Regions from separate parts of the Homo sapiens genome. Here region 2 is linked to region 1. A link is an interaction called in ENCODE POLR2A ChIA-PET data of the cell type or tissue named here. Cell type or tissue: Panc1. All regions are shown on one strand.

Region 1 (5,000 bases):
ACCCATCAATGAACGAGACATGCCTCCTTTCTGATGATGCCACATCTATGTCCTGAGCCCCCCACTGCCTGATTAGTGGGCAGTGCCATCTTTTCCTGGTGTCTTCTTGCCCAATTGCTCCTTTTTGGAGTCCTCAGTGGGAGGAGAGGGTGGTTCTCATGGGCCCCCTGATTGAACCTGGGGGTATTCACCACCCACCACACACCCCCTAGTGGGCTTGGGGTCCCTGGGGGTTGTGGTGGCTGTCCAAGCTGCCAGCCTCTTGCTGCTGTCCCTGCCCCTCACCACCAGCCTCCAGGGTGTGCCAGTCCAGCTCTTCTCCCGGGGCTTTCTCTAATCATTTTGTCAATTTGTCTTGATTGTGGAGTAGATAAAGGCATTAAGCGTAACAAATTTACATCTTCTTTCTGTTTGGACACTTAAAAGAAATAGCATAATAAGAACAATGCAAGTAAACTCTTTTAGAAGGAGTTGCATTTATGTAATATTGGGAGATGGCGTTTACTAAGATGGTTGTGATATAAACTAGACAAATGTTTTTAAGGATTTTCTTAAAAAAGGGCTCAGGGAGGACATGTTTTGTATCAAATAACTTGATTGGCTTCTGAATCAAAAATGTATTCTCTCTCCACTACTCCAGGTGATCCCCTGGGCATATTCTGTGTAGGCCTGGAACCAGGAGTCCAAGGCATGAGTTTGAAGAAGGCAGGTTTAGAATCGAGGAAAGAAAAACCCTGAGCTGTTAGCTGAGGTGAGAGGGGCGTGATGGCGCAGGGATGGTGTCCAGGGGCAGGGTGGGGTGGGGGCAGGGGCATGTCAGTATCAGAGTTTCCTAGGGAGACACCCAGGTCCCTCCTGGAGAGACCTGGTGAGATCTCAGATAGCAAAGGTTAAATTTGCAAATCACTCAATGAGGAGTCAAAAACAGCAGCTCCTGGGGAGCTAGTGAGACTACAGGATTCATGCTAATGACAGTATTAAGAGTGACGGGAAACGACTTTGTCCTCATCAGTGAAAGTCATCTCCAGACAGCAATAAATTGATTCCTGAATATTGTGTGTGGCATAAATAAATAAATAAATAGGCCAGAAACGAAATTCTAATAGACTTGGTGGAAAGTAATTTGCAAACAAATCTTTCTGCTGCTGGGGATGCAAACGGCATCTGTGGGAGAGGTCGTCAGTGTCTCTAACACATTTCCTAATTACTAATGCTAATTACTTGCATCGTCATTTGCATACCATCTTGAGGCAGAAGCTACGAGGGCCCAGGAGTAGGTTTTTTTCTTTCTTTCTCTTTCTTTCTTTTTTTTTTTTGTTCCTGTTCATTCAGAAATGGAGAATAAAGAATTCTACCTAGGCTGAGTGCTTGTCAATGCACAGGACAGCTGGAACAGATTTTGCCCCTCTCTTTTTAGAGTCTGGCAGCTTCCAGCTCTCAGATCTAAACATAAAGACAACTACAGATATATGTGTGTGTATATATATAATTGGGAAATGGATATAAATGGAGATATATATATGGCCAATTTGCAAGAATTTTTAGGCACTTCCAATTCTGGGAATCCATATGGCCCAGTGGTTAAAAGCCCAGGCCCTGGATTCAGACCCCAACTCAGCCACTTACTAGCTCTGAGATCTACAGAATGGAGTGTTTAAAAAAGAAGAAGAAGAAAAAAAAAACTTTAGACAAATTAAATCTGACAGAGTTTAATTGAGCAAAGAACAACTGATGCATCGGACACCCCCCAGAACTAAAATAAATTCTGAGCAACTCTGTGGCTGCCACATGGTTGGTTAACATTTATGGACAGAAAAAGGCCAGTGACTTATGGAAAACAGAAGTGAGGGACAGAAAACGGCCAGGTTGGCTGTAGCTCCGCGTTGCCTTATTGGAACACAGTGTGAACAGTGGGCGGCCTGTGATGGGCTGAAACTCCGTGATTGGCACAGGAATAGGTTATAGCCTGTTTATATGTCCAATTAGGTTACAGTCCACTATGTACAGAGAAACCCTTAATACAGGGTGTTCCTTCTAAGGTTGCTGTGAAGATCTGCACCGCAGCAGGCCTAGAGCATCAGCAAAGATAGATTCTTGTTCCTGCTAGTGCAAGATAGATGTTGACTCCTGTCCTGAACCAACAGCCATTTCATTTGTCCTGACTAAACTGGTAGTGAGTTCAATGAAGGGTGTGAGTCTTTGCCTAGAGGGGTGAGTGTCAGGCCGGGATTCCTCTGTACTCAGGGCTCCTGGCTTTATGCTACCTCTGCTTATTGTTAGAGATACCCCAAAAGCAGCCACGTTGGTGCATTCCCTGCCCTGCCCACCCTGTGGCCTGCGGAGAATTACAGTCTATGAAAGTAGGTGTGGAGAGACCAGCCCACGTTGGGAGGGCTAGGGGAGAGTGATGAACTTTGGGCCTTCCTAACTGAGAAGAAATCGTCTGCAGAGCTGACTGACAGGTGGCCACCTGGCTGTTTTGGCTTCTTGTTTGTTTTTATTGTTTTTAAAAAAAACAGCAGCAGAAAATTGTAGAGAATTAGATTTCTTTTTTTCCACTTCAGACGATGGAGTATGTGTTTCTCAACCCATCTGCAGAGTTTATACCATGGCAGAAATTTTACCTTGATATTGACTTCTGGCTCTTCCTTTTTGTATTTGACTATCTTTATAGATTTTTAAAGTGAGAGGTGCAATGAAGCCATTGCAAATATAAGCTAGTTTTCCTTTGTTATTCTAACCCCAATATTTAAGCGTTATTTCTCTGGTATTGCAAATATTTTTAAATTTTCTGTATATAAAAACTTCTCTGGCTGGGTGAGACTGCCCCTCCTGGGGTAGCCAATTCTTTTTTTTTTTTTTCTGAGATGGAGACTCCCTCTGTTGCCCAGGCTGGAGTGCAATGGTGCGATCTCAGCTCATGGCAACCTCTGCTCCCGAGTTCAAGCAACTCTCCGGCCTCAGCCTCCTGGGTAGCTGACATTATGGGCACGTGCCACCATGCCTGGCTAATTTTTGTATTTTTTTTTTTAGTAGGGATGGAGTTTCACCATGTTGGTAGGGCTGGTCTCAAACTCCTGACCTAGTGATCCACCCTCCTCGGCCTCCCAAAGTGCTGGGATTACAGGCGTGAGCCACCGCGCCCAGCCAAGGTAGCCAATTCTTAAAGATACTAAGCAGCCCAGCCAGGAGCATGCCTCTGATATGCACCTAACCCTTGCTGAGACTACCTATCTATACTCCCAAATATCCCCGGAGTCAATATTCTTCTGCCTTAATCATCCTAGGACCAGGTACTAGGCAATTAGAGACCCGATAGTGCAAAGTCTGCTACAATTATTCAGACTAGCCAATCCTAAACTAAACTACACACTAAACTGTTCTTGCTGCCCTGCCCTACCCTGCTTTTCCTTCAGAAACCCAAACAAAGACAGTGGCCTAAACCTCATGTCTTCTGCCTCTGACCATCCTGGTGTCTTTCCCATGTGGCCTTATGTGATGTGCTGTGCTTCCTGTCTCTCGAACCTGTGAATATTATATTCACAGGTTATTTTTGTCTCCTCTGTCCCCTTTGGTGGCCACACCTGAATAACCATAAAAGAATACAAAACATCTTTCTTTAAAAGAAAATAAAATGAGTACCTTCCTATTACTAAAATATAGAGTAATTATATCGTAATAATTTGGGACAATTATTTGAGATGTAAAATGTGAGATTTTATTAACAAATTAGATACTTGAAGTGTCTTTGTAGCTTGATAAATTATGATTTGTTGTGTGCTGATGTCTGCTTAAAATGTTAGGTATGAAGTCTTGTAAAGAGTCCCAAAATGAACTTTGCTGCATTTAATTACATGTTGTTGAGTGAATTCATTATGCTATACTCCATGAGAGTTTTCTAATTCCTTTTCCTACAGGTATAATAATAGTCTTTGTATTTCTGGAGTATATTTAAGCTTATATAAATGTTAATCGTCACATGAATCACAAATTCAGTCCATTACTCAACATCACCCTATATTAGTGTTTTATTGCTGCCTATCAAACTGAGCAAACTTAACAGTTTAAAGCATCTCACAGTCTCCATGGGTCAGCAGTCTGGCCATGGCTTAGCTGAATTCACTGCTCAGGGTCTCACAAGCCTACAGTCCAGATGCTAACTGGTCTGTGTTCTCATCTGGGTCCTTGACTGGGGAAGAGTCTGGTTCCATGCCCTCTCCCATTGTTGACAGATTTGATCTTGTGCCCCTAGGGCTGAAGTTGGTTTCTGTTTTGCTGCTGGCTACGAGCAGGGGCTGCTCTCAGGATCTCCAAGAGGGCACTGGAAGTTTCCTGCCATGTGGCTCTCTCCAGAGGCCTCCCACAGCATGGCTGGTACTTCTTCAAGGCCAGCAGGAGAATCTCTTTGCTGAGATACAGTCTCTTCCTTCCTTCCTTCCTTCCTTCCCTCCTTCTTTCCTTCCTTCCTTCCTTTTTCTTTCTTTCTTTCTTTCTCTTTCTTTCTTTCCTTTCTTTCTTTCTTTCTTTCTTTCTTTCTTTCTTTCTTTCTTTCTTTCTTTCTTTCTTTCTCTTTCCTTCCTTCTTTCTTTCTTTCATTTCTCCCCTCCCTCCTTCCTTCCTTCCTTCCTTTCTCTCTCTCTCTTTCTTTCTTTCTCTTTCTTTCTTCCTTTCTCTCTCCCTCCCTCCCTCTCTCTCTTTCTTCCTCCCTTCCTCTCTCTCTCACTCTCTTTCTTTCTTTGCTTCTGACATGAGCCCTGCCTGCATGGTGCTGCTTTAAATTAAAATGTGAGGGGATCCATTTGGGGGTATGGTCAGTTGGGGGAAATAAGAGTTCTGTTTTATATATGTTAAATTTAAATGACTGTGCGACATTCAACTAGAAATATCAACTGTGGATATGTGAGTCTAGACCTCAGAAGAGTGATCCTACCTAGAGGTATAAATCTGGTGTGTTTCAGCATAAAAATGGTATTTAAATCCATGAGAACATTTAAAAATCA
Region 2 (5,000 bases), 830 kb after region 1:
GCAGGGGCGGAAAATTCTCCTTGGGGTACCCGTGCGGTGGGGAGTGGCCGCAGATGCTGAGAGGGAAGCATTGGGTGTGAATAGCTGATCACCAGGAGCAGCTGGTTAAAAGACCTTCCCCAAATGCTTTCTCAGATCATAACATCTGCAACTTTTTCCCACTAGCCTTTGTGGAGGGCTGGCTGGGGGGCCCATTTGTCCTTAAGACTCAATTCAGCAGACTCACTTGCTCTTCCAGGCCCAGTTCACACTGCCTTCTCAGACACACCCGAGGAACCTGCACCTGGGTCTGCCTGTGTCCTAGCTTTCTTACCTGTCTGTTGTCCCCCTAGGCAGGGCGCTGCTTGGGGGCAGTTGCATTTTATTATCTCTGCATCCTCCATACACAGGAGCCCCTCAGACACCATGCCCAGTGCATGAAAGAGCTGGCAGAGAGAGAGAGAGAGCCTGGACAAGGTGAAAACTTAGGGTGGTGACTTCATACAGCCATGTAGTGACAACTCCAATATTCTCTTCTTGACATCTTGGCAGTAAAACTTACAATATATGATAGAAGTAATTCCTCCCTATGAATAATAAACGGCTTACTTATAAATACTGTCCAGTGGCCATCCCCGTAGTTCTGTGCAATTTAATTTTTAATTCAGGTAGGTTTACCTTGCCTTTGTTTACCCATTTTCCACTGTTGCCCTTTGTAAGAGGATTTGACTTTTTTTTTTTTTTTTTTGAGACGGAATCTCACTCTTGCCCACGCTGGAGTGCAATGGCACGATCTCGGCTGATTGCAACCTCCGCCTCCTGGGTTCAAGTGATTCTCCTGCCTCAGCCCCCCAAGTAGCTGGGATTACAGGCGCATGCCACCATGCCTGGCTAATTTTTGTGTTTTCAGTAGAGGTGGGGTTTTACCATGTTGGCCAGGCTGGTCTTGAACTCCTGACCTCAGTTTATCTGCCCACCTCGGCCTCCCAAAGTGCTGGGATTACAGGCATGAGCCACCTTGCCCGGCGAGGATTTGATTTTTTAAAAGCTTTAAGATTAAGAGATAAATGGAGTATTATTAAAATGCATGTACATTTAAGCATTTTTAAATCCTGCTAACAATCATAGTTGATGTACAAGTGCCGTCAAATATTTGTATGTGTCCTGTGCATAAATGGGAAATAAGGGTACGGTATTCAGATCTAACTGAAAATAATGATTGGAGCTGATGTAATACTTACACATAATTCATGTAGAATGCTAGGCCCAGGGCCTATGCCCCATTGCAAAGTGGTGAATACAGATATGGTTGTGGTTCTTCCTGCTGTGGTCTGGTCTCACGTTTCCTTACCCCTGTCCCAAATATCCCCTCTAGCAAGTTGGGTTTTTGTTTTTATCTTGTGGTTTGAGGAATCGATATTTCAAATGTTTGTAAGAGGAATGCTCTGTTCCGGTTCAGTACAGAGCAGCAGCCATTGGTTCTCTCCTTTACAGTGTGGGACTAGGACATCAACACAATTTTGAATTTTGGTCTCATTTCAGGCCTGTGTGAGGGGGTGCTGACTCTGGGTGACATCAGGAGATCAGGCACTGGCTAGTCATCACAAACAGAATCCCAAGAGTTCACTTAGTGCCCATTTTTGCTTATATGTGTATCTTATTGGAGCCACCTGTGATTTTCAGAACTGCTGAATTGGGGGAAAGCAGACGCAACTGTTTGGGGCCACGTGCGCACACACTTGAAATGCTCAGTTGCACTGTGTAATGTAGGATTTTTCCGTGGTTTTGGATTCTTCCCATTTTTGTTGGCCTTTTCCCTGTGTTACGCACTGAGACACTTCTGTACACAGCTGTTTCTTCGAAATCAATCAAATTTGAAACAGCCTGATTTGCAAAACTGAAAGTTGTTGTATGGAGGAAGATCCTTGGTAAGAATTACATGGCTCACGTATCATGTTCTTCTTACATTGTTTTTTGTTTCCCAGCCATTGTCAGGGAACAATAGCTGGAATGACGTTTTCACAGACTGCAATATGAGAAGTTCCTTTTTCCAGTGGCAGCTCCATGGCTCTTTGTTGGGACCTGGTTCATTGCGGGGACATCACAGTGGGAAAGAGCAGGGGGTGTCTGAGCCCCACACACCTGTCTGTGTCCGAATATTTGGCTTCTCTTCCTGTTATGACCTCGGTCACATTTTTGGACATCTTTGAGGCTCAGCCTTCTGATCTCTAAAATGATGACCATCGTACTTCGCTCCTGGAGTTGGGCAGTTTAAATGAGATCACACTCAATGCCACTGTACTGCTAGCTGTGGATTTGGCTCCATCATTGTCCCTGTGGTTTTTGTTTGTTTGTTGTTTGTTTTTGAGATGGAGTTTTGCTCTGTCGCCCAGGCTGGAGTGCAGTGGTGCGATCTTGGCTCACTGAAATCTCCACCCACTGAGTTGAAGTGATTCTCCTGCTTCAGCCTCCCAAGTAGCTGGGATTACAAGTGTGCGCCACCATGCCCAGCTAATTTTTGTATTTTTAGTAGAGACGGGGTTTTACCATGTTGGCCAGGCTGGTCTCGAACTCCCGACCTCAGGTGATCCACCTGCCTCAGCCTCCCCGGGTGCTGGGATTACAGGTGTGAGCCACTGCGCCCGGCCTCCATGTTGGTTTTGAGCCCCATGCTTGTCAGCGTGCAGTTCATCATGCCTTGCTTCTTTTGTCTTGTGTACATGTACCATAGTTTATTCTTAGATACTGAGTTAATAGAATTTCTGTGATGTTCCAGCATCTGAGTTGAACAGAGTGTAAGGGTTTGATATTCTTCTGATGCTCAACTTGACCTTTAAAAAGCTCGTAGGTGTGGACCAGGGGCTCGATGCAGTCCTAAGTGTCTAAATAAGGTTTAGGGCTCATCCATGCCAACTTTGCCCAGTTCCTGAAGTTCCTGGAGGAGGTGGGGTGGTGGGGGTGGGGGTGGGGGTGAGGAGGGGGATGTGTTTGATGAGGCTACAGGTCCCCAGACCTGGGGTGGAGTGTGGCTCTGGCAGGTAGCATAGAAGGACCAGCAGCAAGTGCCGGAGGCCCCTGTGCCTTTGTTTGCAAGAGGTCTTTACCTGCCCTGACTTCTTGGGTGGGGTGGGGAGGTGATAACATCTTTTGTTCACTGTAAGTACTTTGTAGACATATGAGTTGTTTTCAGAATTGTTCCTTGTGATTTTCTTTCAGCTTTTGGTTTTTTTGGAGACAGTGTCTCCCTCTCTCACCCAGACTGGAGTGCGGTGGCCCAATGTCAGCTCACCACAACCTCCGCCTCCCAGGTTCAAGTGATTCTTGTGCCTCAGCCTCCCTAGTAGCTGGGATTAGAGGTGCATGCCACCACGCTCGGGTAATTTTTGTATTTGTAGTAGAGATGGGGGTTTCACTGTGTTGGCCAGGCTGGTCTTGAACTCCTGACCTCAAGTGATCTGCCCGCCTTGGCCTCCCAAAGTGCTGGGATTACAGGTGTGAGCTACTGTGCCTGGCCTCTTCTTTTCCAAAAAAAATAATAATAAAAAAACCTTTTCTGCTTATGTATTTTAAATTACTGAATAAATTACATGTTTGTACATGTTTGTTTTAGAAACACTAGAAAATGTAAAAAGAAAAAAAATCACATCAGTGGAATTCTACCACCCATGATGACCACTCTGGACACTTTCATATGCGTCTTTCAGATATTTTCGCTTGAAGTATAGAGCTTCCAAACAAAAACAGGCTGAGACAGTGAGTGGTCTTGCCTTTGTACCTGGCACATAGCAATTTTTCAATAAGTATTTATTGAATGAATACTATGCTTTTTTTTTTTGAGACTTTTTAGGCTGGAGTGCAGTGATGTAATCTCAGTTGACTGCAACCTCCGCCTCCTAGGTTCAAGCGATTCTCCCGCCTCAGCCTCCCTAGTAGCTGGGATTACAGGCACTTGCCTGTAATTTTAATATTTTAGTAGAGACACAGTTTCTACTAATTTTAATATTTTAGTAGAGACACAGTTTCACCAGGCTGGCCAGGCTGTTCTCAAACTCCTGATCCCAAGCGATCCAACTGCCTCAGCCTCCCAAAGTGCTGGGATTACAGGCGTGAGCCACCACGCCCGGCAATGCTATGCTTTTAAAAATAGCTTTTTATCTAAAATTGTTGACATATTTTCAGATCAATAAATACAGATTTGCATCCTCATTTTTCATGTCAGGTTTGTATAGGTACAGGTACAGTACCCTGTTTGTTTAATAAGTGTTTGTGAATAGACACTTCCCAGTTATTTTGAAATTATAAACAACACTGCAATGAACATCTTTGATATATAGATTTTTCCATGCATGTTAAGTTTCTCATTTGAATGAATCTTTTACTTTTATTGTGCTTAAAATCTATGAAGAACTTATAATTATATTAATTGTTGGGTGACTGTATAATTACTATACAGAAAAGCACCTCAAAAGGGAGTGACGTTGGGAAGAGTTCCAGAATCTGTTGTATAAAACTTGGTGAACTTTAAGAGCGGCCGTACTTGTTCCCATCCTTTTTGGGGGAATGCTTTCTGTTTCTCCAGATCCTGACGTGCTTTGCGTTCTGCGCTTTTGGAGTGGGAGGGTGGGTCAACAGAGTAATGTTGATGCCTTAAACGCATACTTCAGTTTTAGGATGCACACATACATGCCAGCTTCAGAAGCATTAACATCTGGGAGTAACTGTATGTTCTAGAGTCCAGGAGGTGTTTCCGTTGGGAGGTCTTCAGGGCCCACTCCCTCCTAGAAGGGGATGAGTGATGGTTTTCATGCATTCAGCTTCGGAGCTGTTGTTGTAAGCTTCTCCAGGGTCATGTCGTCATGGGTGTCCAGAGTGATTTTGTGGCTGTGTCACTTGATCAGCTGTGACAAGATGGACTGCAGTTGGATCTGGCATCTGGTAAAAGCACAGACTTGGTTTTCAGGACCTCTGGGTTCACTAAGGGGAGAGTTTGTCATGGCTCCTGCTGATCGCAAGACTGTAAT

The links. Peaks named below come from ENCODE experiments on the same cell type or tissue, not always from the same donor. Only the 100,000 strongest peaks of a DNase experiment are listed, where the experiment ranks them.
Region 2: POLR2A ChIA-PET joins it to region 1 with 8 read pairs; 2 of 35 experiments call an interaction of 5 or more read pairs at or near these places.

The regions. Positions count from the first base shown.
Region 1 is chr2:234,124,511-234,129,510 of GRCh38, forward strand. No RefSeq gene overlaps it. Among named protein-coding and RNA genes, the nearest start is that of SPP2, 76 kb to the left of the region's middle. In Panc1, no CTCF peak of the experiment used is centred here; no DNase peak of the experiment used is centred here; H3K27ac peaks cover 973 bases.
Region 2 is chr2:234,958,945-234,963,944 of GRCh38, forward strand. The region is part of intron 1 of SH3BP4 (SH3 domain binding protein 4); the gene reads left to right. Among named protein-coding and RNA genes, the nearest start is that of SH3BP4, 9.4 kb to the left of the region's middle. In Panc1, no CTCF peak of the experiment used is centred here; no DNase peak of the experiment used is centred here; H3K4me3 peaks cover 429 bases; H3K27ac peaks cover 4,867 bases.